Linked DNA regions of Homo sapiens: region 2 is linked to region 1. A link is an interaction called in ENCODE POLR2A ChIA-PET data of the cell type or tissue named here. Cell type or tissue: Caco-2. All regions are shown on one strand. Each heading gives the region's core, and the rest is flanking DNA. Links, peaks and the distances in the headings are about the cores only.

The links. ChIA-PET counts read pairs that join two places held together with the same protein. Peaks named below come from ENCODE experiments on the same cell type or tissue, not always from the same donor. Only the 100,000 strongest peaks of a DNase experiment are listed, where the experiment ranks them.
Region 2: POLR2A ChIA-PET joins it to region 1 with 5 read pairs; 1 of 35 experiments calls an interaction of 5 or more read pairs at or near these places.

What each region holds. Positions count from the first base shown.
Region 1 is chr12:93,033,052-93,048,567 of GRCh38, forward strand. All of the region lies in intron 3 of LOC643339 (a long non-coding RNA gene), which reads right to left. It also overlaps the pseudogene DPPA3P5. Among named protein-coding and RNA genes, the nearest start is that of LINC02413, 50 kb to the left of the region's middle. RefSeq lists a silencer at 4,523-4,700. In Caco-2, for the core only: no CTCF peak of the experiment used is centred there; DNase peaks (open chromatin) are centred at 7,060, 9,130, 9,460 and 9,850.
Region 2 is chr12:93,146,691-93,162,206 of GRCh38, forward strand. The region is part of intron 3 of LOC643339 (a long non-coding RNA gene); the gene reads right to left. Among named protein-coding and RNA genes, the nearest start is that of LINC02412, 20 kb to the right of the region's middle. In Caco-2, for the core only: no CTCF peak of the experiment used is centred there; DNase peaks (open chromatin) are centred at 7,851, 8,241 and 8,521.

The DNA.
Region 1 (15,516 bases), core at 6,616-11,615:
GGGGCTCACAGCAGACAGACCCCAGCTGAACTCTTCTGGACTGACAATGCTTCCAATGAGGAAAGATCTTCAGGGAGCAATGTTTGGCAATGATTTTCTCCCTACAATCTAATTATAAAGTAATTTCAATCAAATATATACAAACATATATATATATATGTATATATCTTGTGCTATAGTTCTTCTTTTTTTAAACCTGGAAAACCAGGTGCCAGAAAAAATAATAACACGGTGTTAATCTGAGAAGGAAAGTAACTGGAAAAGAGGATAAGGAACGTACAACAATCAGACAGTGGAGGTGGCTCCGACTCCACAACCTCTAATTCATGTGACATGTAATCTTCTTAAACAATGATTATAGATACTAACTGTGTATTTGAAGGGGATGGAATTGTCATTAAGTGCTATGCAATATCCTGTCAACCAAATTCTCCCTTCAGGTAAACACATGTCGCTTCTGTTGAAATTAGTAGGTGTCACAGGTAACCGGGAGGCAAGTTTGGTTCTGGAACCTTACAAGGCACTGTGAAGACTTTGATTTACAAGCGATTATTAAGGAAGATTTCCACCAGAAGTAGTCATCCATAGGGGAGAAATTAAGTATCTTTATTTCAATAGAGTCAAGAAACATTCGCTGATGGTAGACTTTGTTCAGAGCAAGATGCTGAGTGTTGCTGCGACAATCCAAGAAGAAACACGGACAGCCCTGCCCCAACTTGCTCCCAAATCTGCAGGTGAAAGGCAGACCATCTCTTGTGTCTGCCTCATTCCCTCAGTTCTCAGCTTAAATGTCACTTTCCCTGGATGACATTCGATTTGCCCAGTAAGATGCAGCATATTTGTAATTACTTATTTAAGGCTTGTTTTCCTCTTTACCTCCAAGAAGAAAGGGACCACGCCCATCTTATGTTGGCAGGCTGTGGATGTCTTGAGAAGAACACAGGTTCTAGAGCCAGCAGCCTGTGTTCATATTTCAGCTTCACCACTTATCTCAGTATGATCTTGGGCAAATCACATAACTTCTCTAAGCTTTGGTATCCTCATCTGCCAGACAGAAATAATAATTCTCTAGTACTTATCTCATAGCACTGCTCTGAGCTATGATTAAATGAGGTAAAGCCACTAAGTGGCCTGGCATGTATTAAGCCCCCAATAACAATGAAATAAAATGTCAGCAGATAAATGAAGTTCATCCCTTTAGTGAATAAAAAAAAGACAATGGTTGCCATTCTCTGGTTATTATAATGATGATACAACAACAATAATTCTTATTGAATGCTTACTATGGGCCAGGCACTGTAATAAATGCTTTACATATAGTCAGTGAATTTAGGACATGTGGATATCAAGCCATCGATGACAACCCGGCCTTTTAAACTCTTCTCTCTGGGCATATCAGCATTTATTAGGGAAGCAGGACCATCAGAAGAGCCAGTGTTGGTGGCATACGAATGTCTGTGTTAGTCAATGTCTTGGAAGGAACTGAATGACATGCTCAAAGGGTTAATTGAGGAGGATGAAATGAAAGAACTGTGTCAAGGATTTGGGCACGGTTAAGGAAAACAATAAGCATCAAGGAATACCTAGGGACTAGCAGCATTTGGGCTGTTACTTCCCCTAAGCTTGAATGGATAAGAAAGAGAAATGGTGTTTCCAGGGTGCAGTGAGATCTATAGTCAAGGGAGGGGAGCTGCCCTGCAGATGCAGTAGTGGGAGATAGAGGATCCCAGCCATGCCAAAACCATGGTGAGGCAGGGAGCATCCAGAGAATGCTCAGAGCACTCTCCTCCTGCTTGCTTCATCTCCTGTTGCTACCTCTCCATGGCCAAACTGTGCTAGAAGCCAGACAGTGATGGAGCCAAGGTGATGCAGCCCATAATTATCTCCTCCTGAAGCAGAGAATCAAACAGAGAAGGGCTGAGAATGAATCTATTTAGAAGAGCAAACAGAATAACCTGCACAAAACCACTGACCATCACATCTAGTCAAACTTGAGTAAATTCATGTTGACTACATGAAGAACATTACAGGGAAGTGAGGAATCTCAACAGTTAAGCCAAGCAAGACTGTCAGAGCTTAAAAAGTTAAAAAGAGGTTGGGGATCTGGTTCTCAGTCTCTTTCTGGGCTACCTTATAGCAATTTGAGGCTCCGTCATCAGTTTCTGCAAGGTTTCAAAGATCCAGGAGAAGCTTAGTGTTGTGTCAAGATGCTGATGGACCCATCACAGAAGTTTAATCCAACCTCCATCCCAGAGTCTTCACAAATGCTCACCAAAGAAAATTCCCAGGACGATTCAGGGGCCTCTCAAATCTGCTCCGAGACGTTGACAAAAAACCTTAATAACTTGACTGTCAATGCTAGTAACGAATCCCCTTCCCCTCTACCGGAATGTTCACTCCATGAACAGTCTACAAGAGCAACAATCCTCAGGGAAATCACAGATCACTTGCTTTACAGGAGGAGAGGAGTAAGAACATTGCTGTCTGTGCAGAGAGAGAGGATGGCAAGATTCAGATACATGTTACTCGGCGGAGTTCATCCGCATGAAAGAATACTAACAAACACTGGGCTTAAGGGAGTTAAGAAGGAATCAAGACCATTCAGATGTCCCTGCAGTTTCTGCTTGTTTAACAGATGGGATCCTTCTGAGAATGCTAGAATAGGGAATTTTGACACCAAGCCACTTCAGCCATAAACCTTATTCTTGTACCTTTTTTTCTTGCTGGTAATTTTATATAGCAGATTGAGAAAGCTACTCTATGCTACTATAGACTATACACCAATACTTTTGATAATGAGTTCTAGGATGTATTTTTCTTCTTGTATCTTTTTCTTCCCGCTATGATACTAGTAATTTATAAGGGATCTGTGTAATTTGAATGTATTTGAATAACTTTAGCTCTACTGTTTGATTTGACCCAAAGAAGCCAAGACGACATAAGTATTCCCATGTGTCTTAGAAGCCCAAAGTCAATGAGATGAAACCCAACATCAAGAAATTGAAGCAAAGTTACTTGTGGATAAAGAAAGCATTAGGTAGTTTGGCTATAGCATAATAATTAGATTTTCTGGCTTTCAAAATTTTGGATTGCAATCACAGCAAACTTTGTTATTTTTACAGTTTTCAGTACAAAAAGGAGTTTATATAGAAACAGTAAAGTTGGCATTTGAGTACCTTTAAAAAACAAAGTTAAAAAGAAAGACAAGCTTTTATTTCCTGCTACAACTACTGAAGATGCAAAAAAGGTAAGGGCCATTAGTTAGCAACCAGTGTCTATTATTCCTCTTTCTGCTGTCATTGTTGAAAGATGAAAGTTCATGCAAGCAGGCTCCATTCTTGCACATGACCTAATTATCATATTTAGTTGAATGTAAAAACCCTAGTTTTGCTGATGAATCTGAAACATCACAGCCAATCACTTTGCCTTCCCATTTTCCTGTCTAACATCAACTGATTAAGATTGGGAGTATCTTCTGTTTGTTAAATGAAGCACAATTCTTCTGGATGATATCTTTATATTTTATTTTTTTGTTGTGATAAAATATATAATACCTAAAATGTACCTTTTTAACCATTTTTAAGTTTACAATTCAGTGGCATTAAGTACTTTCACATTGTTCTGCAACCATCACCACTATCTATCTTCAGAACTTTGTCAACATCACAAAAAGAAACTCCCTATCTATTAAACAATATGTCCCATTTCCCTTCCCCCCAGACCCTGACAATCACCATTCTACTTTCTGCTTCTGTGACTTTGCCTATTTTAAGTACCTCACATGAATGGAATCGTATAGTATTTGTCCTTTTGTGACTGGCTTATTTCATTTAGCACAATGTCATCAAGGTTCACGCATGTCATAGCGTGTATCTGAATTACCTTCCTTTTTTAAGACGGAATAATATTCCACATTATATGTACATACCATATTTCATTTATCCATTCATCTGTCAATGGACACTTGGCATGCTTCCACCCCTTGGCTAGTCTGAATAGTGCTGTTCTGAACATGGCTTTGCAAATATCTGTTCTAGCCCTCATTTTCAATTCCTTTGGTCATCTACCCAGATGTGGGATTGCTGGATCATATGGTAATTATATGTTTTAGTTTTTGAGAACACGCCATACCATTTTCCATAGCAGCTGCAGCATTCCCACAGCAATGCACAAAGGTTCCAATTTCTCTACATCCTCACTAATGTTGCAGAACTTTATCCTTAGTTCAGCTAAAACCAGGCTCTTTCACACGACCAGGAAAGATTATGCTTGCGGACATATACAAGAGTAAGGAAAACGGAATTTATTGGGCAAAAAGGAAAAAGGCAAAATAATTCTTAGCAAAGAGAGAGAGAGTCCTGCTAGCAGATTTACTGCCTCACAGATTGAATCCCAGGTCACCACACAGGAACAGGAGAGGCCAGGCTCCTCCCCACTGCAAACGCCATGAATTTCCCGAGGCTCCACCCCGTCCTCCCAGTGTGCAGGTGGGCATTATTCAGAAAGAATCAGTCAGGAAATGGCAGGCTTCATCCAGAACCAGCAGTCTGGTTTTTCAGCCTTCAGGCTGCTTTAGGCTCAAGGGCGGGGTTTTGCCAGGGGACTTTTGGCTGCCTCCTGTCTCTATCACTAACACATATTTACTGTTTCTATTTTATTTTATTTTATTTTTTTGAAGACAGTCTTACTCTGTTGCCCAGGTTGGAGTGCAGTAGCACAATTATGGCTTACTGCAGCCTCAGCCTTCTGGGCTCAAGCAATTCTCCCACCTCAGCCTCCCAAGTAGCTGGGACTACAAGTGTGCACCACCACACTCAGCTAATTTAAAATTTTTTTTCTAGAGACAGGGTCTCACTATGTTGCTCAGACTGGTTTTGAACCCCTGGGCTCGTGAGCCCCCTGCCTCTGCCTCCCAGAGTGCTGAGATTATAGGTGTGACCCAGCATGTCTGGATTTTTAAAAAAATAATAATAATAGTCATCATAATGGGTATAAGGTGGTATTTCCTTATGGCTTTGATTTGCATTTCCCTAGTAATTAGTGATGTTGAGCATGTTTAAATGTACTTATTGGTCATTTGCATATCTTCTTTGGATAAATGTTTGTTTAGATCTTTTGTCCATTTTTAAATTAGGTTATTTGTTTTGTTGTTGTTGAGGTGTAAGAGTTCTTTATATATTCTGGGTATTAATCTCCTATAATATTTATAATTTGCAAATATTTTTTCTTATTCTGTGGATGGCCTTCCTACTCTGTGGATAATGCCTTTTATGCACAGAAGTTTTTAATTTTAATGGAGTCCAATCTATGTATTTTTTCTGGAAGATTTATCTGATTTTATTTTAAGACAGAGACCTCAGCTCACTGCAACCTCCGCCTCCCAGGTTCCAGCGATTCTCCTGCCTCAGCCTCCCGAGTAGCTGGGATTACAGGCATGTACCACCACGCCCAGCTAATTTTTGTATTTTTAGTAGAGACGGGGTTTCACCATGTTGGCCAGGCTGGTCTTGAACTCCTGATCTCAAGTGATCTGCCTGCCTCAGCCTTCCAAAGTGCTGGGATTACAGGCGTGAGCCACCATGCCCGGCCAAAGATATCTTTTAATGTAGGCTTTGCACGGCTAAAATTTTTGAAGAGCAAGGCTCAGATTGGATGTGGTTTTGGTTGTGGTGGATTTTTATTCTATTCAATTTACAGCAGAGCAAAAAGAATAAAGGCTTAGGTTTCATAACTCACAAAAGTACACTAACTGATTCATATACTTTGGATGATTCCATCATATGTCCAGCACTGAAATTTTTCCTCATGGCAATTGAGGGATACAGGTCTCCCTGCCTCCTCTCCAGTCTATTGGATGCTCTAGCACCTTGCCGGGAGGCACCAGAAGGGAGTCAGATGAAAGTTACTCTTTCACTTGTAGGTCACAGTGTATTAGTCTGTTCTTGCATTTCTATAAAGAAATACCTGAGGCTGGGTAATTTATAAAGAAAAGAGGTTTAATTGGCTCATGTCTCCTCAGGCTGTACAGGAAGCATGGATGCATCTGTTTCTGGGGAGGCCTCAGGGAGCTTTTATTCATGGTGGAAGGGAAAGCAGGAGTAGACATCTTACATGGAAGGGGCGAGAGACAGGGAGAGAGAGAGAAAAGAGAGATAGAGACGGGGGGTGTGTCAGACACTTTTAAACAACCAGATCTCATGAAAACTCACTATTGGGATGACAGCAGGAAGCGGGATGGTGTTAAACCATGAGTAACCACCCCCATGATGCAATCACCTTCCACCAGGCCCCACCTCCAGCATTGGGAATTACATTTCAGCATGAGATTTGGGCAGGGACACAAATCCAAACCATATCACACAGTAACCCAACTCATTTTCTTAAGCAAAGACAAACTTAAAAATGCGGAAAACATTTAAATTCTGCTCAGAATTAATTAGCTCCTATAACTGAAAGAGAGAGCGGTATCCTGGCTTCAGGTATGGGTGGCTCCAGGTTTGCAAACAATGTCCCAGCTCTGCTCTTCTTGGGTAGGCACCATTTTTAGTTAGTACTTCTCTTTTTTTTTTTTTTTTTTTTTTTTTTGAGACAGAGTCTCTCTCTGTCACCTAGGCTGGGGTGCAGTGGCGTGATCGCAGCTCACTGCAAGCTCCGCCTCCCAGGTTCACGCCATTCTCCTGCCTCAGCCTCCCGAGTAGCTGGGACTACAGGCGCGTGCCACCATGCCCGGCTAATTTTTTGTGTTTTTTAGTAGAGACGGGGTTTCACCGTGTTAGCGAGGATGGTCTCGATCTCCTGACTTCGTGATCCACCCACCTTGGCCTCCCAAAGTGCTGGGATTACAGGCGTGAGCCACCGCACCTGGACAGTACTTCTCTTTATGATAACAAAATGATGCCTGTTGGCTCTTAAATTATTTCTTACCTTCTCAGCAGCTCCAAGCAGAAAATAAGTTCTCTTTTCCTTATAGTTCTAAGAAAGTCCTTGTGTGATCTTTTATCTTAAAACTGACTACACTGTTGGCCCCACGGATGAGTAAACATCGGTGGGTCAGCTGAAGTGCTTTCTTTGTTGGGGAGACACGTTCTCTGATGAACAACTATGGTCAATATTGACACCTGTTACACTATGAATGTATTTCTTCCCATCATTAACTTGCTTCAGCTCTTACATGGAGGAAATACTCATACTGATGGTACACTATTCAGGGCTGCATGAAGATGCCCCTGCTCCCAAGATGCGAGGGACCAGTGGGCTAAGAGCAGCAGAAAGAAAAATCCATAGATATATTTTGTTTTGGAAACCAACATTTAGGCGTACATCACTGCCTCATGTAGTATTTCAAAGTAAATAGAATCAGTTCACTAATCACCCAATTCTGCTTGTTTTTAAAAAATATAAACACCAGCTAGACTGAAGACTTGAATAGGACTGAGTGTATGTGCATATAACATAAGGAGAAAAGCTGTGAGTATAAGAAAAACGCCTATCTTATTTTCTGACACCTGTCCAAACAAGCAGAGGAAGGTGAAGACAGAAGACCATTTCGGCATATTAAATATGAGAAAGAAATAAAAATACTCTGGGGCCTGTGAGCCAGTGATCTATCCTCTGACATAACTGTTATTTCTATAAAGTACAATTTTGAAGCTCCTTGACAGCTGAAAGTTGAAAAATTACTTGTTTATCTTTTTCACTCCTCCTTAAATGCCAAGTTTACATTTTACTCTTCGTACCACTATGTTACTTTCTACCTATTCTGCAGGCAGTCAATTTAAAATATGATGTATTTGGCTGGGTGCAGTGGCTCACACCTGTAATCCCAGCACTTTGGGAGGCTAAGGTGGGCGGATCACCCAAGGTCAGGATTAGAGACTAGCCTGGCCAACAGGGTGAAACCCCATTTCTACTAAAAATACAAAAATTAGCTGGGCATGGTGGCAGGCACCTGTAATCCCGACTACTTGGGAGGCTGAGGCTGGAGAATCACTTGAACCCAGGAGACAGAGGTTGTAGTGAGCCAAGATCGTACCACTGCACTCCAGCTTGGGTGACAGAGCAAGATCATGTCTCAAAATAATAATAATAATAATAATGAAAAGATTTATTTGCCTCCTTATGAAAGAAAATTTTAAAATAAAATAAAATGTAACATATTCCCACCCCAGGACCTTTGTACTTCTTGTTCCCGCCACCTGGAACACTCTTTCCCTAGAGAGCTATATAGCTCACTCCTCCACTTCATTCAGGTCTCTGTTCAGTCGCCACCTCATTATAGGGGCTTTTCCAATCACCCTATCTAAAATAGTCTCCTCCAACCCCATCACTCTCTCTCTACCTTTTCTTACAACACTCATTCCTACCTGATATTTTATACATTAACTTATTTTTATCTGTTGTCCCCAATAGACTGTAAGTACTACAAGGGCAAAGACATTGCTTTGTACCCAGGCACTGCTTTATCTCCAGCACACAGAACACTGCCTTGTACATAGTAAGTGTTCAATGTATAGTATACAGTGAATATATCTCAATCTTTTTTTCATTGCTACAGACAAGACAGCATTGTTCCCATGCAAGGGCACACTCCCACAGGGATAAACACATCATGGCAAAGCTTAAAATTAATTTTCTGGCAGTACAACCAATGGTGGATTTTGTTTTAGTTGGAAATTGGGGGTGGAACTCAAAAGCATTTTACAATTATGTCAATGATAAAGATCACTTATTTAAAGATCCCAAAGCTCTTATAAGGGAAAAAATAGAATTATGTCTTACAAGACAACACAGCAAATCAAATTTAAAACTTTTAAATATATATTTTATATATATATACTTTTTTTTTTTTTTTGAGATGGAGTCTCGCTGTGTCGCGCAGGCTAGAATGCAATGATGCGATCTTGGCTCACTACAGCCTCCGCCTCCCAGGTTCAAGTGATTCTCCTGCCTCAGCCTCCTGAGTAGCTGGGACTACAGGCGCCTGCCACCACGCCTGGCTAACTTTTGTATTTTCAGTAGAGACGGGGTTTCACCATGTTGGCCAGGCTGGTCTTGAACTCCTGACCTCAGGTGATCCACCCACCTCGGGCCTCCCAAAGTGCTGGGATTACAGGCATGAGCCACCGCCCCAGGCTCGCATTTTTTAATTTATTCATTCAGTGCCCATCACATGGATCCTGTCAACCTTCAGTGGACCATGGGCATACACTTTGGGAAACGCTGCCGTAAAACAAATACCTGATTAAGTATTCATTTTAGTTCCCAGTATGTGCCTGATACAGTTCACTGCTTATGAAAGGAATATAAAAATATGAACAGGCCTTTGAGGAGCTTATAACCGAGTAGATACTCAATAAATATTTAGAGAGATCAAATTTTAGAGATCAAAGCAATGTATATGTCTAGTATCATTAGAAAGAATGAAAACACTGGCCGGGTGTGGTGACTCATGTCTGTATTCCTAGCACTTTGGGAGGCTGAGGCGGGTGGATTGCTTGAGCTCAGTAGTTTGAGACCAGCCTAGGCAACATGGTAAAACTCTGTTAAAAAAAAAAAAAGAAAGAACAAAAGGAAGAAAGGAAGGAAAGGAGAGAGGGAGGGAGGGAGGGAGGGAAGGAGAGGGGAGGGGAGAGCAGGAAGGGATGGAGGGAGGGAGAAAAGGAAGGACGGAAGGAAGGAAAACACCTTTGTCCAGTGTTGAGAATAAATGCAATACTTCCAACTCTGTGGTCTCAAGATTTGTTTTGCTGTATCTAATGCGGATGACCTTTATCAGCAAGACACCCATTAACACATAGAAGATAAGTTGCAGTGTGAATAGTGCCTTGAGACTGTGGCAATAAAACTGGAGCCACGCCTGAGTTTGCAGTTTATTTGGCCGCACGTGGCCATGGAAAGTGAGCATGAACCATCATTGTATGATATACTCAAGGCTCAGGAATATGTATACAGGTTATTAAGTCAAAGTAGCTGTAAAACACTGCACGAGAGTTGATTCAGTCTGTTAAATATTTTACACCTCTTACAAAAATATCTACCCAAAAAGAAAATTAGATACAGTGAATAATTCACAACATAAATGCTCTTGTGTGGGCAGGAGTTGGGTGGTATTTGTTTTTATGAGGTGAAATCTGCAGTTATAACATAGACTTCTTCCTAGAATGGCAACCAGGATTCTAAACTGGCAACAGGCAGCTGCAGGCCTGATGTGAATTTACAGGTTGCCTAGTAGTGCTACTGAAAAATAGATTGTGTGGTAGGAGGTTTTCTCATAACTTTTTTCTTTGTCATTGCTTTTCTTCTTCTTTTCCCTGTGCAGGCTGTAAACAGATTGTAAAATGTGTGACACCCCAGAATCTGAGAAAAAATACAAAGCTACTTTTAGTATCCTTCACCATAGCCTACAAGTTCTTTCCTTCCTCCCTTCCTCCCTTCCCCCACCCTCCCTCCCTCCTCCCTCCCTTCCTTCTTTCCTGCCTTCCTTCCTTCCCTCCTTCCTTTTTTTGAGACAGGGTCTTGCTATGTTGCCCAGGCTGTTCTCAAACTCCTGGACCCAAGTGATCCTCCAGCCCTAGCCGCCCAAAGTGCTAGGATTACAGGCGTGAGCCACCAGCACCAGGCTGCTCTTGCTTTTCTACCCAAAACTGCTGGACATGTGCACTTGATACCTATGACTTCATCTACTTTCAGACAGCCATGAGGGGTAGGAGCTAGGGAATGAAGGTGGGGCCCGATGAATGAGTATATCAATCATGTTTTTAATTTTAGATATCTTTTGGTATTTCAACATTTTGGGGAATTTACAGACCCCAGAAGAGACCACCCCTCCCGGGGCTATCTAATTCCTAAGGATAATAACTTGCCTATAAGCATGCCTTTCACACACAAACCAACCAAACTCAAGCCCATATTCACCAACCACCTCCTTATCTATCTCTCACACACTAGCCAATATTTCCCCTGAGCTAAATTATCTCAGGGCCAGGTATTAGGCAACCACAGACCACCTAGATAAACCAAAGCCTGCTGGGATTATTCAAACTAGGCAAAGCTGAACTGTTTGCCCTGCCTTACCTTTCCTGCAGAAACAAGGCTCTAGCCTAAGTGTTCCCCTCGCTCCTTTGTCCCTTCTGACAGAATCTGCATGATGTGGCGTTTCTCCTCTCAGAAGAGCAAGTAATAAATTCTACTTTCAATAGCATCGGCCTCTCCTTGTCGTCACTCAGTCCGTACCTCCATAAGTTAAAATCTCACAGATGCAAATGGAGAAAATGGACTTTTGTAGCCATTTTTAGGAACAAGGCAGCTTGGCTTCAAATCTTGCTCAGAGACAAACTACTTTCCCCAAGGCATCATCAGTGACCGTAACACACACCTAGTCACCTAGTGTAGGATGGGAGCCAGGCATTCTCTCTGCATGGCTTCCTACTTCCCACGTGACATAAGGTTGCATGGCCATGCGCACTCCTGTGTTGACTTTCTACAGCAACATTAAGGTCCAGAAAATTTGTGTGGCCTCCTGAAGAAAGTAGGAATGCAGATCTGTAGAGGGAGTGTAAAGGTGGAGCCCTGCTCTTCCGATTCTCACACAGAGCCACTGGAACAATTATAACGAGCATGGCTGTAAACATTTATTTACTGAGTGCCTCTCTCTCTGCTTCATGTTTTACATGCATCGTCTCACTAAACCCTTGCAACAAGGCCATTAGGTAAGTCCTATTATTATCCCATTTTAGAAATGGGAATTTAGTGTTAAAGACACTGGTCATATAGCTGGTAACTGGCATCTTGGGACTTGACAGACTAACTCTAAATTCATAGCCCACACTCTAAATCCCTACTCTATATCATCTGTCCAAGCTGAATGAGGCTACCTCTCCCTCATGAGACAGAATTCAAGAGTCCAGTTCCCTTTGTGAATGAAACATCAGTCTGAAAACCTTAACTCCTAGTTGGGCACCTTTAATTGGCTGATGGATGGTACCATGTCTCCTTCCAAACCAAACATATTTTTGGTAGGTTTTCAGAAGCAAGATCAGCTCCAGGCAACACTGTGAAATAGGCAACCCTCTTGGTTTCTGGTGACTGAAACCAAGTGCCCTCACTACCTCTGCAGATGACCCAGATCACTCTACTCCCAATACCGTCTTCTGTGGTCTGTGCCTTAGGCCCCAAATTCATTCTCTGCCTTCCTAAACTTATCAGAATTCTCATTCCACTTTTTTGAAATCCATTAAGGGCTCTGGATTCAAATGAACCTGGTTTCTAATTCCAGTTGTACAGCTTTTAGCTGTATCACCTTGAGACCCAATTTCCTTATTTGTAACACTGTCACAATAACATAGACTTTCTCAGTTTTTTTTAATAAGAATAAAATGTGGCATATCCAGTGTGTTGTCTCAAGATCAATTCTTAACACATGGTGCTCCATAACGATAGTTCAGCCATGAGGAATATTTCCCCAATTTTCATATATGCTATTTAAACAAAAAGTAATAACACTGGCTTCCAGAACCACAAAAGTCAGACTCTTTCCATTGTAGACATACATCACAAATACGTCTTGATAGACCAACCAGGAAAGTAAGCACTGACCTAGCACATTTGCTGGGAATTCAAGTGATATGGTTTGGCTGTGTCCTCGCCCAAATTTCATCTTGAACTGTAGCTCCCATAATTCCCATGTGTCATGGGAGGGACCCAGTGGGAGGTAATTGAATCATGGGGGCAGGTCTTTCCCATGCTGTTCTCGTGATAGTGAATAAGTCTCATGAGATCGGATGGTTTTATAAAGGCGAGTTCCCCTGCACACACTGTCTTGCCTGCCACCATGTAAGATATGCCTTTGCTCCTACTTCACCTTCTGCCATGACTGTGAGGCCTCCCCAGCCATGTGGAACTGTGAGTCCCTTAAACCTCTTTCCTTTATAAATTACCCAGTCTTGGGTATGGCTTTATTAGCAGTGTGAGAACAGACTAATACACATAGGAAGTTCTGTTAAAACTAGACAGTAGAATAAATGAAAATTAAGCAATTAATCTAATAAGAGATGTAAGAGAATGCAGTCTACTTTACAATTTTGTCAAATGTTTGGAGCTCTCATGTCATAAAATTCTAAAAGGAGAATTTTGTAAAAAATTCGTCACGGAAAAAGCACTAAATCAAGCATCATAAGACAAGCATCCTCATCACTGCTCTGCCACTTATTGGCCATATGACCTTGTATATATCACTTGACCTCTATGGATGTCAATTTCCTTCTCTGTAAAATGAGAATGTTGGACCAGATAATCCCAAGATCTTTTCCAGTTGTACCACTCTTTGAGTCAATGACTCCGCCATTATCCCTCCCCTTGTTCTCTGGAGATTTTGTTGCCAAAATAATTAGTGTTGCCCCCGAGTAACATCACGTAGCAAAGTCCAGTCACGCACAGGAATTCTAGGCACTGTGACTGCGAATTCTAATCCCTCTTTGGTCATGCCATCATTGAATGACCTTGGGCAGGCACCTAACTTCAGCTAACTGCCTCACCAGCCCTCCAGGGATTTGCCCGATAAATTTCCAACTCCTTACTCTCCACAAGCTGCCCTCCAAAATGCCTTTACAATGCTTAACTTGGGACCACCCATGACAAATCATGAAATTAGGCTTTTTCTCTGAATAATTCTCAATCATAGTATGTTTCTGCCTCAAACATAAAAGCCTTCTTTTCTTCCTGTTAAAATCATAACCGTCTTTCAAGGGAGGTGAAATACAAGTGAAAACTTAAAAGGCTGAAAAATTTGTCAAATCTATGGCAAACTCAAGTCTGGGTAGAAGAACTGATACACATTGTATAATAGAACCACCATGATTTCATTAGGCTAGAACAAAGGGTGGAAACTAAGGAGAAATACAAGCCCTCAGCAGGTATTTTTGAGCAGATGTGTCTTATAATAGGATTGGCACTACAGTCTCTGACCTAAATTTAATGGAAAATAAGTCCAATATTTCTATTAATAATAATAATATAATAGCTGTCATTTGTTATGCAAATATTGACTTAGGCATTCTGATAAGGGATTTACATGCTGTACCTATTAGAATGCTTTCAGCTGCAAGTAAGAGTACCTAACTATAAGGGGCTTGGTGGTTTCCTGTCTCACATTGGCTGAGGAGGAGTTGGTCCCAGGGTTGGCTAATTGAGCAGCATGACACCAGGGAGCATCCATCCTCCAACTCTGCTATTTTCCATGTGTGGGTAATATCACCCCTTGTGGTTGCACAATGGCTGCAATGATTCCAGGTGCCACACAGATATTTCAACATCTACCAAAGCACACCTCCCACATATCTCTTTTTATTGTTTAGGAAAACTGTACCCAAAAACTTCCTACAAATTTCCCCTGACATCTCATTGTCCAGGATTAAATCACATTACCCATACCTAAACCAATCAACGACAAAGGAAATGGGACTGCCAATATCATCTTAGATCAATCATGATTCACCTCTGGTTCACCTTCCTTGAACATATGGTATGGTGACCACCCTACCCAAACAAAACTGAGCCCCACTGGCAAAGAAGGGGAGGGTGAGCTGGGAATTGGCAGTTGGGTAGATAACAGTGTCCACTACACACAAATTATTATTTCAACAAATACCCTCTGAGGAATTATTATCTTCATTTTGTAGATGAGGAAATTGAAACTCAGAGAAGTCAAGTAAATTGCCCATGGTCACACAGCTAGAAGTTGAGAAATTCTGTGTTCTTAACCACCATATTGATAGTTCTGAAGTTTCAGTGTATGCAAGAAACATTAGAGAGTTTAGTACAAACATAGATTCTCAACTCAACTCCACACCCAGGGATTCTGATTCAACAGTCTAGGAGAGGAGCCCTCAGTCTTCATTTTCAACAAATAATTTCAGTTAATTTGGATACAGGTGGTGTATGAACCACATTTTGAGAGAATAGGATTGGCTATTACTTGGACAGAAGTCCGACTTAAAACAAAAACAAGGCCAGGCATGGTGGCTCATGCCTGTAATCCCAGCACTTTGGGAGGCCAAGGCAGGCAGATCATGAAGTCAGGAGATCGAGACCATCCTGGCCAACATGGTGAAACCCCGTCTCTACTAAAAATACAAAAATTAGTTGGGTATGGTGGCGCGCGCCTGTAGTCCCAGCCACTCGGGAGGCTGAGGCAGGAGAATGGCGTGAACGTGGGAGGTGGAGGTTGTGGTGAGCCACCGCACAGTCTGAACAACAGAGTGAGACTCTGTCTCAAAAAAAAAAAAAAAAAAGAGCAAAAAAGCCCCCTGATTTTCTGGAAGTCCCAGACTCACTATCTACAAAAGCCATCCATCGTTTTTAAGTACCACCACAGAAACATCTCATCCCAGTCCCTCTATAGTCCGTACAGGTCAGCCCCTATATAGTGTCAAGATCTTGCTCCCTAATTTAAGAAGGTTATAGATAAAACTTTCAGATGAGGGGAATGAGCTCCATGAGAGATCTAACAGGTCATCTAAG
Region 2 (15,516 bases), core at 6,128-11,127, 110 kb after region 1:
TCTTTGCCTAGTTAATTCCTACTCATGCTTCAGAATTCAGTTTAAATGTCTTGACCACAGGACAGATGTCACAAACCAGATTACCTGCCCCTTCACATCCTGGGTTTCCTATTTTGTGAGATTCATCACTTTTGCAATGTTTTGCTTCATGTCATTCAACTAGAATATAAGCTTCTTTAAGCGGTGGGACCACAGTATATTTTTCATTGGTATTATTCTTAGCACACGACACACAATGCTAATACAAAGTAGATTTAATAAATATTTGTTACCTGATTTTTAAAAAAGGCCATGTGGTTCTACTACTTAAGAGTTAGAAAAGAAACTTAATTTGTATGAGTTTTGGTTTTCAGCAACTATAACATGAACACAATAATACCTATCTCCTAAAACAGTGAGGATTAAATAAACCAACCATTAAATTTAATGAATTTGAGGAAAGACTTGTAAGTATCTGACACATGGGTGCATAAAAGGCATTTGACAACTGACAGCTTTTATTATGGTTGGAAAGATAAATATATTTGCCCTCTGTCTAAGAACTTGATTTATTTTAAAGAGATATTTTTGCAACTCAAAAAAGAAAAAAATCAGATTAGGTTGCAACTTATGATTATTTAATTTGGACATTTCAAAGTATCCTGTTTACTTCCCAGGCTCTGAGTCCCTTTTAGAAGCACTTTCAGGTAGAATTCAGCTAAGAAGAAACAGGTTGGCGATTGATACTTGGTTTATTTCAAACATTTGTCATTAAATGACTCTATCCTTTTAAAAAAGAATGAAATTCATTTTTGCTATTTATGTTTATTTCTATTTGTATTCCTTCCCACCATTTTTGCTATTTAAAATTTTTTCCCTGCTTAATTAATTTTTTAGAGTTGGCACTTACTTATTTTCAAAATGTTTTTCTTCATTCCTACAAATAGCTTTTGGAATAGGATTTTATACAACCTAAATCAGTTTTTTTCTTTTGCCAAAAACAATATGTATCCACTACAAAAAAATTAGAAAATACAGGTAAGTGTAAGGAAGGAAGATTTAAATGTTTGTAATCCTGCCACCCAGAGATATCCACTGAACATTCCTCCAGATAGTTTGATTCAAATGCATATATTTAATAATGGTGGAATTATGTTGTACATTTGCCCTTTTGAAGTTAATATTTCATTTAATTACCACAATTATCTTTCTATGCCAATAAATATTCATCTACATCTTTTATTAGTAGCCTTCCATCATAACATCATTTACCTGAGCAATTCCCTATTGTTGGAAATTTAGTACATTTTACTTTTTTCTTTTACTGTTATCAGCAGTATCTTCATGAATAAGTGAAGAGATAAAAATGAGTTACTCAAACCTTTAGAAAACACCACTTAATGGGGTCTTGCAGTTCAGAGCAGAACAGATCATTATCCCAACTGTAATCCAACCCTTTCCTTGCATTTCTTATTGTGAGTCTAGGACCATCATTGGAAAATAATCAAGTTTGGTAGGTGGGCTAAACTAGAATCAGAGAATTTGAGGCAACACTTTCATTTCTGGTCTCAATAATGAATGTGTAAACCAGAACCTACAAATCGACTCATGATCAAAAATATCATAACAGAAAGCAGGAATTCTGAAATGGGAATAAAGGAAAGAGAAGGAGACCTACAGACCACTGTTGCTCTCCCTATCTGCGGCTACCACGTCCATATTTGTTTTGACAAACACTCCTTTACCACAATCGGGTCTCTGGTATCATAAGCACTGACTTTCCCATTTTACAGATAAAGGCACTGAGGCACACACAGAGGGGCTGACAACAGTGTCCACAGTGCCACAGTTAGTAGCACAGCCAGGGTCTGAGCCTGTGTGTTCTGCCTCACAGACAAGTGCTCTTTTCATGCTCACAGAGTTCTCAGTAATACTGGGAATTATTCAGAAGAGGGAACAGGACGCAATGCAGCAGGGAGATTAGCAGAAACATAATTCTCCTGAGAGTCAGCATGGAGGTATTTGTTAGCTACTCAACACTGGTCTAACATCCTCGGTAAGAGGATCATAAATACCTCTATCCACCTCCCTAGGGCAATATGAGCATTATTGCTTATTTAGAAATTTGTCCCTGTAAGAGCTTTGATATTCTCAAAGGAAAGGTGCTGCCAAAAAGTGAAAATATTTTCTATGCTTCCACTATGCACGTGAGAGAAAGGAGATTTGGATCAGGTAAAAGAAGTATTGTCAGGCACATAAATTCTTTATCTAATCATATTAGGATAATACTCCTGAGCTCCTTGAATGGAGGCATCATGAGTACCTGCTGCGCTTAGCACATACCTTACAAAACACTGAAAATCTTACTCAACACAATCAGAACTGCTCATTAATGAGCTCATCAGTAATGTCAGTCAAGAAAAAAAAAAGGGGATACATTTATGTTGTAAATGTAATCAGTCGACAGGTTCTTCCCGCCTGATGCACAGAAGAAATCAATTCACTGACACCATGGTATCGGAATAAAGGATGAGTTTAGTTAATGCAGGGCTGCCCAGTGGAAGGACTGGCGTTATCACTCAAGTTGGTCTCCCAGAAGGCTCAGAGGCTAAGGTTGTTCAAGGATAGTTTGGTGGGCCAGGGACTAGAGAATGGGTGTTCCTGACTGGTTGGGGATGCAATCAGAGGAATGTGAAAAAATTATCTTCATGTGCTAAGTCTGCCTCTGCGTGAGGGCCACAGGACAGGTTGAGTCATGAGTCACAAGTCCAGGTGGGGTTAGTAGATTGCCAGAATGCAAAACCCTGAAAGACATCTCAAAAGACCAATCTTAGGTTCTACAATAATGATGTTATCTATAGGAGCAATTGGGGAAGTCATAAATCTTGTGACCTCTGGCCACATGACTCCTTAGCAGTAAGAGATGATAGAAACTCTGCCTATACCTTAGCAGAATCCAGGCCCCTTCCATAATCCTAATCATGTGGCTTTTCATTAGTCTTGCAAAGGCAGTTTCAGCCCCTGAACAAGGAGAGGATCAGTTTTAGGTAGGTACTATTATGATCCTTGTTTCAAAGTTAAACTATACACTAAATTCCTCCCATGGACAGCTTGGCCTACACCTGGGAATGAATGAGGACAGCCAGCCTGTGAGGCTAGAAGCAAGATGGAGTCAGCCATACTAGACTTTTCTCACTGTTGTAATCTTTGCAAAGGTGGTTTCATAAACATTGTATTTTATTTTATTTTTTAATCTTTTTAAGATGGAGTCTTGCTCTGTTTCCCAGGCTGGAGTGCAGTGGTGTGATCTCAGCTCACTGCGACCTCCATCTCCTGGGTTCAAGTGATTCTCCTGCCTCAGCCTCCCAAGTAGCTGGTATCACAGGCATGCGTCATCACACCCGGCTAATTTTTTTTGTATTTTTTAGTAGAGGTGGAGTTTCACCATGTTGGCCGGGATGGTCTTGAACTCCTGACCTCAGGTGATCTACCCACCTCAGCCTAGCAAAGTGCTGCAATTACAGGAGTGAGCCACCGCACCTGGCCCATAAACATTATATTTTAAATTAAATAAATATAAATGTATTTACCAAACTGGTGGAAGGCCATGGTTCTTTCCCTCACTATAGATTCACTGGCAAGGGTCCAATACCACCTTTTCTGGCCTAAACCACACCCATAAGATCTCATTTTTCATTTCCAACTTTTCTTTCTTTGTAGGGGGTCAGAACTTAAAGACACTCATGAGCAAAATACTGTAGAGTTTATTATTTTTCCTAATCTCTTACTGTTAACTAATTTAACATTAGTCTTTCCAAAGCATTCCATTTAAATGTCATTTTAATAATTCTCTCTCTCTTCACCCTCATGTTATTAAAGTAATATTAAAGTAAATAGCATAATTTTAATAACAAGTAAAACCAGCACAAATATGTCAGGGAACAAACAATTCTGATTCTCATAAAGCACAAAACTCAACTCCTCAAAGAAGAAAGGGATCAGTGAGGACAGATGGACAGCTCTGTTCAGTGTGTTTTGAGCACCAGCCCAAGCCTTACAGAGGGAATGGATGCTGGTTCCCTCTATGAATCTCTTAAGTAGAAGTTGGTTTAAAGAGTGCCCACCATAGTTTTTTTTTTAAATTAGTTAATTATTAATATTAAACAGTGTATTTGTGGACAATGACAGGTGACAGTCCCAGGTAGGAGTTTAAATCATATGTATCCATTCATACTCAAAGTTTTAAAATCCCATCCTCCCTACCCAAATAAATTTCCAGAGTCTGTCAACTTGCCTGTCTACATAATAGATATGAATTCACATTATCCTGCTCGTAGGACCATAAAAGACCCAGTTACTCACCAGGGAAGCCTCTTAAGATGAGAGGGAAGAGCTAGAAGAGCAAATTAAATCTCAACTTTTATTTTCTTCCTACTACTTACAAACATTGTAAGCTTTCTTATTATTTCTTATTTTCTGTCTCCCAACTTTGGAAGGTAAGTTCTGCGAGAGGAAGGATTTCATCTCCCTCACCTACCTCTGTATTCTTGGCACACTTAGAAGAGTGCCTGGCACAGAGAAGTTACATAATAAATGTTTGTTAAGTGAATGATTGATTTAATCCAGGTAAACACAACATGGATGTTTGCTACACAAATTTGATCCCACTTAATGGTTAACTTTTTGTTTTTCCATTTTTTAAATAAATTTCTACACTGTTAGAAATTTTTCAAATTTCTTGGCAAAAATATACCATGCAAAAGGCTAGCCAGATTTTAATCTTGTCTAAATCAGGTCAGAAAAATCACTTTTATTCCAGAAAACACAAAGGGCAAAGTACAATGGCCAGAGCTGTATAACAGCTACACTCACCAGGTGTGCAAAGCGATTTAATATTGTCATTCAGACTCAGCCCTAATGAGCAATCTTGTTTATCTACAAAACTGTGAACAACCCACTGCTAACAACCGGACATTGTCCCCAAGCCCAGCACACTTCATGTCAACTCTCGATGCACCCACAATCTAGGACCGTTATTAGAACTTCTAATAAGGACCATGATAGAACTGCTGAGAAATAAAGAAAAAAATGGATTTCATGCACGTGCTTTAAAACTTTATGTTTAGTTATTTTAAGCATATGTTTTGTTCTGGTACACTTAGATTTGCAACTGAAAAGAGAAAGGCATATCAGAAAGAAGTTTTTTGTTAAAGCAGACTGATGAAGAAACCAATGCTAGATGGAAAGCACAACTCATTTTAAGTTACCGGAGAAAGCAACAGAAAGTTTCTCCAAAAGAAAGAAAAAATAAAGAAAGAAGCAGCCAATTGGAGAGTTACTTATTTTTATTATGCCAATTAAAAAGATAGTCAAGGGGCCAGGCACGGTGGGTCACTCCTGTAATCCCAGCACTTTTCAAGGCAGAGGTGGGTGGATCATTTGAAGTCAGAAGTTCAAGACCAGCCTGGCCAACATGGTGAAACCCTGTGTCTACTAAAGATACAAAAATTAGACGGGCGTGGTGGTGGGTGCCTGTATTCCCAGCTACTTGGGAGGCTGAGGCAGTTGAACCTGGGAGGCGGAGGTTGCAGTGAGCCAAGATTGCACCACTGCACTCCAGCCTGGGCGACAGAGTGAGACTTCAACTCAAAAAAAAAAAAAAAAAAAAAGTCAAGGGCTTCATGCCACGTCTTTTTTTTTTTTTTTTTTTTTGAGACAGAGTCTCACTGTGTTGCCCAGGTTGGAGTACAGTGGCTCAGTCTTGGCTCACTGCAATCTCTGCCTCCCAGGTTCAAGTGATCAGCCTCCTGAATAGCTGGGACTACAGACGTGTGCCACCATGCCCAACAAATTTTTGTATTTTTAGTAGAGATGAGGTTTCACCATATTGGCCAGGCTAGTCTCGAACTCCTGACCTCAAGTGATCCGCCCACCTCGGCCTCCCAAAGTGTTGTGATTACAGGTGTGAGCCACCATGCCTGGCCCCACATGTCTCCACAGAGTGAACATGACCACGATCTTTCTTCAAGCATCACCTTTGATAGCCTTTCAATATAGAGTTATGGGCTTTACTTCAAACATTAACTCGTCTTCCACATTCAGTTATCAAAGCCATTGAATACAACCTTTAAAACATTTTGCAAGTTCAGCACTTCTTCTCCATCCCATTGATACTGATTCAGACTCTGCTCCTCATTGCAATGAGCTGTTATAACAGCTCCTGAATGATATACTTGCCAGTGCTCTATCCTTGTGCTAATCCATCTCCATGAAGCCACCAGGCTTCCCTCTGACCCAGACTCCCTGGCATACCATTTAAGGCTTTCACCCCAACTCAACTTACCTCCGAAATCCTTTTTTTTTTTTTTTTTTTTTTTTGCTCTATCGCCCAGACTGGAGTGCAGTGGCGCGATCTCGGCTCACTGCAACCTTCATCTCCCGAGTTCAAGCAATTCTCTGCCTCAGCCTCCCGAGTAGCTGAGATTATAGGCGCCCACCACCACGCCTGGCTAATTTCTTTGTATTTTTCAATAGATATGGGGTTTCACCATCTAGGCCAGGTTGGTCTGGAACTCCTGACCTCATGATCCACCAGCCTCGGCCTTCCAAAGTGCTGGGATTACAGGTGTGAGCCACCATGCCCGGCCTGAAATCCTATTTCTAGTCAATCCCCCTGCAGCATATATTTTATGCTTTAGGCACAATTAGTAGACAGTGGGCTACATGAGTCTGAAGCCCAGTGGGACAATCTGGAGCAACTGAACATTTGTAAATAGAGTAGTTCACGATTTCTGTGGTGGATACTGTGATGCGCCACTCAGATCCTTCAAGAGCATGATGCTCATTCTTCCAGCTGCAGGGGAGTGCTGACTCACAGCTAACTCTCTTTCCAAAGAAGCTGCCTTACTCAAGCTCACATCCCCTCCAAACTGGCAGCCCATATCCAGTGACTGGTTGAGGCAGAGCACAGAAGCCCAGACCCCTTGCCTTGATGGCAGATAACTCTGAAGGGTGATCCCAGCTTGAGGACTCATCCTGCGCCATGGGCTCTGTGTTGGCTATATTATAGCTTACCTTCTCCTTCTGTCCAGTCCTGCTTCCCTTACTTCCAAGGAATTCTTCCCTATAAAGCTTCTGCATAGGAATCTTAGGCACAGGGCCTGATTCCAGGAAACCCCACCTGAGGTGGTTTTATTTACATTTTACTCGAAATATTATTATCTTATAAAAATGACTTGCTTTTTAATTAATGTTTATGCTTGACCATTTCAACTTTTTTAAGGTTTCATTTTAATTCAAAGTGTTTAATTGAAAGGAAGGAACATCTGTATATATTTTTAAAGTATTAATTCCTATCCAGCTCCACAATCAGATATTGCTTAAAATATTGGAGTCAGAACTCTGAAACCTGGCTCCATCATTTCCCGGCTGTGTAATCTTCAGTAGGTTACACAGCCCCTCTGTGTTTCCGTTTCCTCACCTACAAATTGAGGATAATAACAACAAAATGATCCTAAATAAACTACTGGGAAGACTAAATGAGTTATCATATATAAAGCATTAAGAATGATGCTTAGCAAAAATACATGTGCTAAAATTCATTAGGGTAACACTAGCTGCTATAACAAACAGACCTAAAATTGTTCAATGACTTGACTATATAATAGATATTTCTTCCTCATTTGTCTACACGGTTTTACAAGGACTTAGGTTGATAGATGCACAGTTTTCTTCACTACATAGTTTCTCCATCCCAATTGGCCAGAAAAGGGAAAGAACATGAAGGAGTATGTACCAGAGAATTCTACGGAGGTCATTCTTCCTGCTCAAATCCCATTGGCCGGAACATAATCACATGGCCACACCTAACTGCAAAGGAGGCTGGGAAGTGCAGGCTAGACAATGGATTGTAATGACTAGCTGTCTATACAGCAGACTTTGCTGTACTGATAATTATTGTTATCATCTCATTATTACCAACTTTCGAGCTTGGGCTCTTATCTCCACTTACCTAGAATGTTGCAAAAGCCTCCTCACTGGTCTCTCTAACTCCAGGCTATTTGCCATCCCAAATCCTTCCTCCACAACAAACCCAGAGTTATTTATGTAAAACACCAAGTCTGATCTTTTCCCTCACCGTCCTCCAGCTTCAGTTTAATATCCTTCTGTGACCTCCCCACTGCCTCAGGTTCCAGTCAAGTCCCCTTCATTGCCTTCGTGACTCAGTCCCTCCACATCCCTTTAGTTCATCTCCAAAATCCCCGCCCACCTTGCAGCGGGTGTTTGCGATTTGACACCCACTTTGTGCCTGCAACAGTGCTGGACATAGGCTACTCCAGTGAAGAAAGCGGGCGGGATCCCTGCTACATTTTAATGAGGTAGCAGAAAAAACAAGTAAACAAATAAATATGTAATATTAAGCTATAAGGAGTACAGTGAAGAAAGATACAGGGTAAAAAAAAATGGGGGCGGTGAGCTAAATGAACAGGTAGTAAATAACAGCTTAAATTTCACGTGCAAGTGATAGCCATTCTGCAGCAGGATGCATTGTGGACTTTTTATCTTCACTATCATTACCCACACCCCTGAGACTGCATATTACAAAAGAGTTCTTATCATTGACCTATATTTGCATTCCTTTTAGCTTCTTTTATGGCTGTTATTCAGGGAAATAATATAGAGCACTAAAGATTGCCTAATGTGCTATTTGTGTGGGATGCTGAGAGAATATCATTTGCTATTGCCCCACGGGGCAGTGACGGTACAAATGACTCAATTTTTTTCCCTGCAACCTTCTTTGCAGGAAAATTCAACTAAAAATATTTAATAAAACCAAGTTTTACTCAAGTATAAAAAACTGTTGTTTTTTAAAGTTCCCTGGGCTATGTTACTGTCACCGTGGTAGCTTAAAAAGTATTACATATGTGATGTTCCTGTCACTTTACTGGATTTAGGTTTTCAAATTCAGAGCAGGTGAAATTGAAGGTTTTCTTTACAGAGGCTGTTCTTTTAACCAGGGTGATTTGCTCCCACCCGACTTAGTCATTTTTAAAATTCTTATTTTTATTTTAGAGACAGGGTCTTGCTCTGTCACCCAGGCTGCAGTGCAGGGGCACCATCATAGTTCCCCGCAGCCTCCAACTCCTGGGCTCAAGCAATCCTCCCACTTCAGCTTCCCAAGCAGCTGGGACTACAGGTGCACATTACGATGCCTGGCTAATTTTTTATAGAGACAGGGTCTTGTTTTGTTGCCTAGGCTGCTCTCAAACTCCTGGGCTCAAGCGACCCTCCCACCTCAGCCTCCCAAACTACTAGGATTATATGCATGAGACACCACGCCCAGCCTGAATTTTTTTTAATATAAGAAATCAATATAAAGACAAAATAAAAACGGGTAAAATGTGTGCCTTTAACCTAAGGTATAGACAAACCCTTATTATCCTCATCTAACACACAGACCTTAATTCTACTGCTGATTTCCTTCCCACTTCTCTTCAACTCAGAAGCACTTTCTGAGGCAAAACATAGCTTCAGCTTTCTGGTCTCATGGCAACTTGGCAGCACAAGGCTTCTAGGCTAAAATCCCAGCTTCCATGGATCCACGCTGTTTCAGTCACAAATATTTACCTTGCCTGGCTCCGCAGGCTAATTAAAGGGGTAGGCTCTGTTCCTCTTGGCTCTCCTCTAAATTGCTTTTAGAGGAAGAAGCAGTGGCGGGACCAGAATGGCAGCCCCATCACTCATCTCCACAGCCACACGGTGACTACCTTACAAATATCCTGTTCAGATCAGAAAAGGGGTTTGCAGCCACGCCCTTGCCTCTCTCCAGCTAGATCTGAAATTGCACATCCCAACGATGATTTCCCCTGGAAGCTGACATTAGCCCTAGCAGCGTATGTGACTGATGGTGCCTCTGAAAGAGGGACTCTCAGGATCAAATACTAAGAGCTTATTATACCAGTTAGAACACAGTGTTTCACTGTGAATATATACTTTTATTATAAAAATGACATATGCTTATTATAAACAATTCAAGGTGAAGAAAAGTTGGGAAGTTCACAGGGAATTTTTCTTCTGCTCTCACTCAGCCCCAGCACTGATCCAAAGACTGCCCTCCCTCTAGAAACCTCTTTTATCAGTTTCTGGCATTTTCTATGCATCCACAAGCAAATGGATATATACACACACACACACATATATATATATATATACACACACACAAACATACATATATATATATATATGCATTTAAATAAATCACTCTAAAGGCTTTAAAGTGATTTCATAATAACAAGCAAGTCCACATTTGATAAACCATAAAATGGAGTCACATAGTTCCAGTCAGCAAAGGGCTTGGCCCTTCCTACAAAGCAGAGTCACTGGGTGAATCCTGCTTACAACTCACAATCGAGTCAAGAAGCCAGAATCAAATTGCCAGGCCCAGGAAGCAATCAGAACATGAGGTGAGGTTACAACTCTGAAAACAGATACTCAAAGTCTGGGCAGGGGAGGGAAATCAATGGAGAAGGTAGAAATACACTCTGAAAGGCAAGGGGCTCAGAGTGCTGGGTCTAGTTGGAAGGGGAGGTGATATGGTTTGGCTGTGTCCCCATCCAAATCTCATCTTGAATTGTAGTTCCCATTATCCCCACCTGTCTTGGGAGGGACCCAGGGGGAGGTAATTAAATCACGGGAGCAGTTTTTTCCCATGCTGTTCTTGTGATAGTGAATAAGTTTCATGAGATCTGATGATTTTATAAAGGACAGTTCCCCTGCACATGCTCTCTTGCCTGCTGCCATGTAAGACATGCATTTGCTCCTCCTTCAACTTCACCATGATTGTGAAGCTTCCCCAGCCATGTGAAACTGTAAGTCCATTAAATCTCTTTTCCTTTATACCAGTCTTGGGTATTTATTATAGCAGTGTAAGAACAGACTAATACAGGAGAGAAAGCACCCCAGGGTTTACTGTCATCACTGGGGTGATGGGTAGGGAGCAGAAGTGGAGAAGTGGCAATTTGAGTTTGCCTTACAGGAAGAAGCAAAGATACCACTGGAAAAACAGAACACATCCATCCACAAGTTGAGAGGAGACAGAGAAGCCCACAGGGGCTGAAGCTGGATGGCGTCTACCTGGGAGGCAGTCTCCCTCTGCCTCCTCTTTGAGAGATTTCTAATAATATTATAAGTTGCCTTTCAGCTTGCTTTTGTTGCTTTCTTCTTTTAATATAGTAAAATGTATATGTAATGTAAAATTCATCTTTTTAGCCAATTTTTTAGTGTACAGTTGAGTGGCATTAAGTATGTTCACAATGTTGTACAACCGGCATGATCGTTCATCTCCAGAACTTTTTCATCTCCACAAACTGAAACTCTGTCCTCATTAATAACTCCCCATTCCCTACTATATTAGTTCATTTTCATACTGCTATGAAGAAATACCTGAGACTGGCTAATTTATAAAGAAAAAGAGGTTTAATGGATTCGCAGTTACACATGGCTGAGGAGGCCTCACAATCATGGCAGAAGGCGAAGGAGGAGCAAAGGCATGTCTTACATGGCGGCAGGCAAGAGAGTGTGTGTAGGGGAATTGCCCTTTATAAAACCATCAGATCTCATGAAGCTTATTCACTATCATAAGAACAGCATGGGAAAAACTCACCCCCATGATTCAGTTACCTCCCACTGGGTCCCTTCCACAATATGTGGGGATTATGGGAGCTACAATTCAAGATGAGATTTGGGTAGGGACACAGCCAAACTGTATCACCTACTTCTCCCAGCCCCTGGCAATTATCATTCTAGTTTCTGCTTCTATGAATTTGACTACTCTAGGTACTTCACATAACTGGACTCATACAGTATTTGTACTTTTGTGACTGGCTTATTTCACTCAGCATAATGTCTTCAAGTTTCATCTATGTTGTAGCATTTGTCAGAATTTCCTTCTTTTTTACAGCTGAATAATATTCCCTTGTATGGATATACCACATTTCATTTATTCATTTATTAGTTGATGGACACTTGGATTGCTTCAATGCTTTAGCTATTGTGAACAATGGTGCTATGAACATGGGTGTACTTTCAGGTGCTTTTCTAAATGAAGTATTCTAAGCCGTGAAAGGTGAACAGGGTTTTTCTAAACAGAAGACATTCCCAAGTGAGGGAAAGTGTGGTGTGAGGAAGCACAGCTTGTTCAATGAAAGGTAGGAGGCCCCATGAGGCAGCGATATGAAAGAGGGGAAGAATGACAAGTGAGATAAAAAATGTGGGTCAGGCCATTAAACTTAAAAATACAAAGAAGAATAGAATATATTCACCACCTAGTTGTGCTGTGTCTTAATATCTTGCCCTATTTACTCATTTTTCAAAGAAATATGGTATTACAGATACAATTGATCCTTCCTGCAAAATCCCTCATCTCATTCTTTCATTCCCCTTCATAATGGCAACCATTTTCCTGAATTTTAAATTTATTTTTTCATGTTTTATAAATTTACAACGTATATGAACCATGTCATGTTTTGCATACTTTTACATTTTATATGAGTGACATCACACTCTGTATATATCCATTTCCAACTTGCTTCTTTAAATCAACATTATGTTATAGGGTTTTACTTAGATTATTTCATATTAATACTTCATAGTATAAATATTTTACACTGTATTTTTGTACCATTACAAACAGTGCAGCAATAAACATTCTTGTACATTTTCCTTGTTTATATGGGTATGACTTTAGGCTATGGACCTAACAGCCTCAATTTGTAAAGGCAAATTTCTCTCCAACTAAGTGGTTATATCAATTTACACCCCAACAAACAGGGTTCACTTGTTCCCATTCTGCCACATCCTTAACAACAGTGAGTATTGTCAAATGTTTAAATTTAACAAGTTGATAAAATAGAAGGTAGTTAAGAACTCAGATTTTAGAGCCAAACCACTAGTATTCAAATGCTGGCTTTACTGTTTACTAGTTGTATGATTTCAGCCCTACTTTCCCTCTCTGGAAGAAAAAAAAGGTCGTAATACCTACCTCACACACTCATTGCCAGGAATATGTGTGTTAACATATGCAAAGCAGTTGGAATAATATATATATTGTTAATACTCAGTAAAGCCTTTAGAATAATACACGGTGAGTGCTCAATAAGTGTGAGCCTTGTTTTAACATTTTGAATTGGCCATTCAAGTCTTGTCTCCTGTGAATTTTCTATTCCTTTCCTTACCCTAGGACTTATCATTTTAACTTAACTATTCTGAACATAATCATTCATTTGTGGTTATATGCTGGAAATATCTTCTTTTAGTCTGTGGCTTGTCTTTTTTGTTTTTATGACATTTTTTGTTAAGAAGTTTTAAATTGGAATCTAGTCAATATATCGTTCTTTGTACTCTTTTTTCTCTTGTTTAATCAATCCTTCTCTTTGGTGCGGTCATACAAATATTCTCCTATATTTTATTTGTAAAAGTTTTTAAAGTTTGTTCTTCACATTTAGGATTTTATGATTTAATCCATGTTGAATTTAATTTTGTGACTAGTGTGAGGTAAGGAGTTTTTTCAATCACTTCTCCATATGAGAAACCAAATATTGTGATATCATTAATGAATTTGTAATGTCATTTTTGTCATGTTATTTCTATATATGAATAGGTCTGGTTTTAGGCTTTCTGTTCTATTACTCTATTTGGGGGGGTTTTTGTCTTTTGTTTTTTTTTTTTTTGCCTACAACAAACATTTCTTTTTTTCTTTTTTTTTTTTTTTTGTTTGTTTGTTTTGAGACAGGGTCTCATTCTATTGCCCAGACTGGACTGCAGTGGCTTGATCATAGCTCAGTGCAACCTCAAACTCTTGGCTTCAGGCAATCCTTCTGCCTCAGCCTCCTGTGTAGCTGGGACTACAGGTGCACTTCACCATGTCCAGCTAATTTTTTTATTTTTTGTAGAGATGGGATCTCACTATGTTGCCCAGGGTGGTCTGGAACTCCTGACCTGAAGTGATCCTCCTGCCTCTGCTTCCCGAGTAGATGGGACCACCGGTGCATGCCACCGCACCTGCTAATTTTTTTTTTTTTTTTTTTTTTTGTAGAGACAGGGTCTCCCTGTGTTGCCCAGGCTTCCACTGTCTTGATTACAATAGCTTTAACATTCATCTTGACATGCTAGGTTATTTCATTACCACTTTGGTTGAGCTAGGAATTCCCTTTCCTGTCTGGTTCCAGGTCCAAGTTGGCCAAGAGAAGACCTTGTGTGAGACTTTGGGATGTGGAAGTGAAGGGCAGTTCTTTACTCTGTGAAGCTCTTCAAAGTTAGATGGGGTGACAGACACAGAAGTACCTAACAGATTCCAACTTGCCCTTGTTCTCCTCTGCTTTGCATCCTGCTGTTCTTCCCAAATTCTGGTCCCGCAGCCCAAGACCTACTACCAGATACTTGGCTAAGAGCCACAGAGAAGGTGGCTTCACAAAGGCAACAGCTTCACACAGACATCTCCATGAGTTCCCTTGGCAGGACAAATTCAGTAGCTGGATGTGTACTTGGCTTCTTAGATTTTTTTCTGTAAACTCGATGTTGTCCACTTATGCCAGTGCTTTCAAAAGATAGTTTAGACTCTTCTCTGAGCTCCCAGCTTCTCCTTCCAGATCTTCATCTCCCCAGCTCCTCCCACAATTGGATAAAGTCTGCTTTCTAGAATAAATCCCATGTCATAACACTCTTTGTGGCTCTAGTTCCTTGATTGAACCCTGACTGACATATTTGATAGGTTAAAGTGAGCCTTCCTATCTTGGTCTTCTACAAACTTCTTGGTCCTTTGCTCTTCCACATGGCTTTTTAAATCATCTTGTCAAGTATCAAAAAAAAAAAAAAACTGTTGGGATTTTGAGTTGGGATTGTTTTGAATTCATTAATTAATTAAGGAAGAACTAACTTTTTATGATATTTAATATTTTAAAAATTATTTATTGATGTTGATAGAGTGTAAATTATCTTTATACTAATGTTGTGCTTAGTAACTTGTTGATTTTTTATGTTAGTTCCAATTGCTTGCCTGTATTTTCTCTTAGACTCTATGAGGGCAATTTCTATAAATAGCGATTGTTTTGTTTTGTTTTTACAATTAGTATGTCTTCCTTTTACTGCCTTACTGTTCAACTAGAACCCCCAAATAATGATTGGCTACAAATAGTAATTGTAGGCATCTTGTCTTGTCCCTCATATTAAAGGAAATAATTCTAAAGATTTACCACTAAATATGATGTTTGCTGCAAGTTTCTGATAGACATATTTTACTCTGTAAAGAAAATCTGCTTCTATTTGTATTTCTTAATTTTTTTAAATATGAAAGTGTTAAATTTTAACAAATAATTTTTCTGCCTCTATTGAAGTAATCATGTGCTTTTTCTCTTGCAATTTGTTAATGTGGTAAATTATATTAATAGATTTTTCTAACACTAAACCATCCTTGCTTTCCTGGGAACTCAACCTGGTTATACTGTATTATAATATAGTATATAGTATAGCATATTTTTGTTT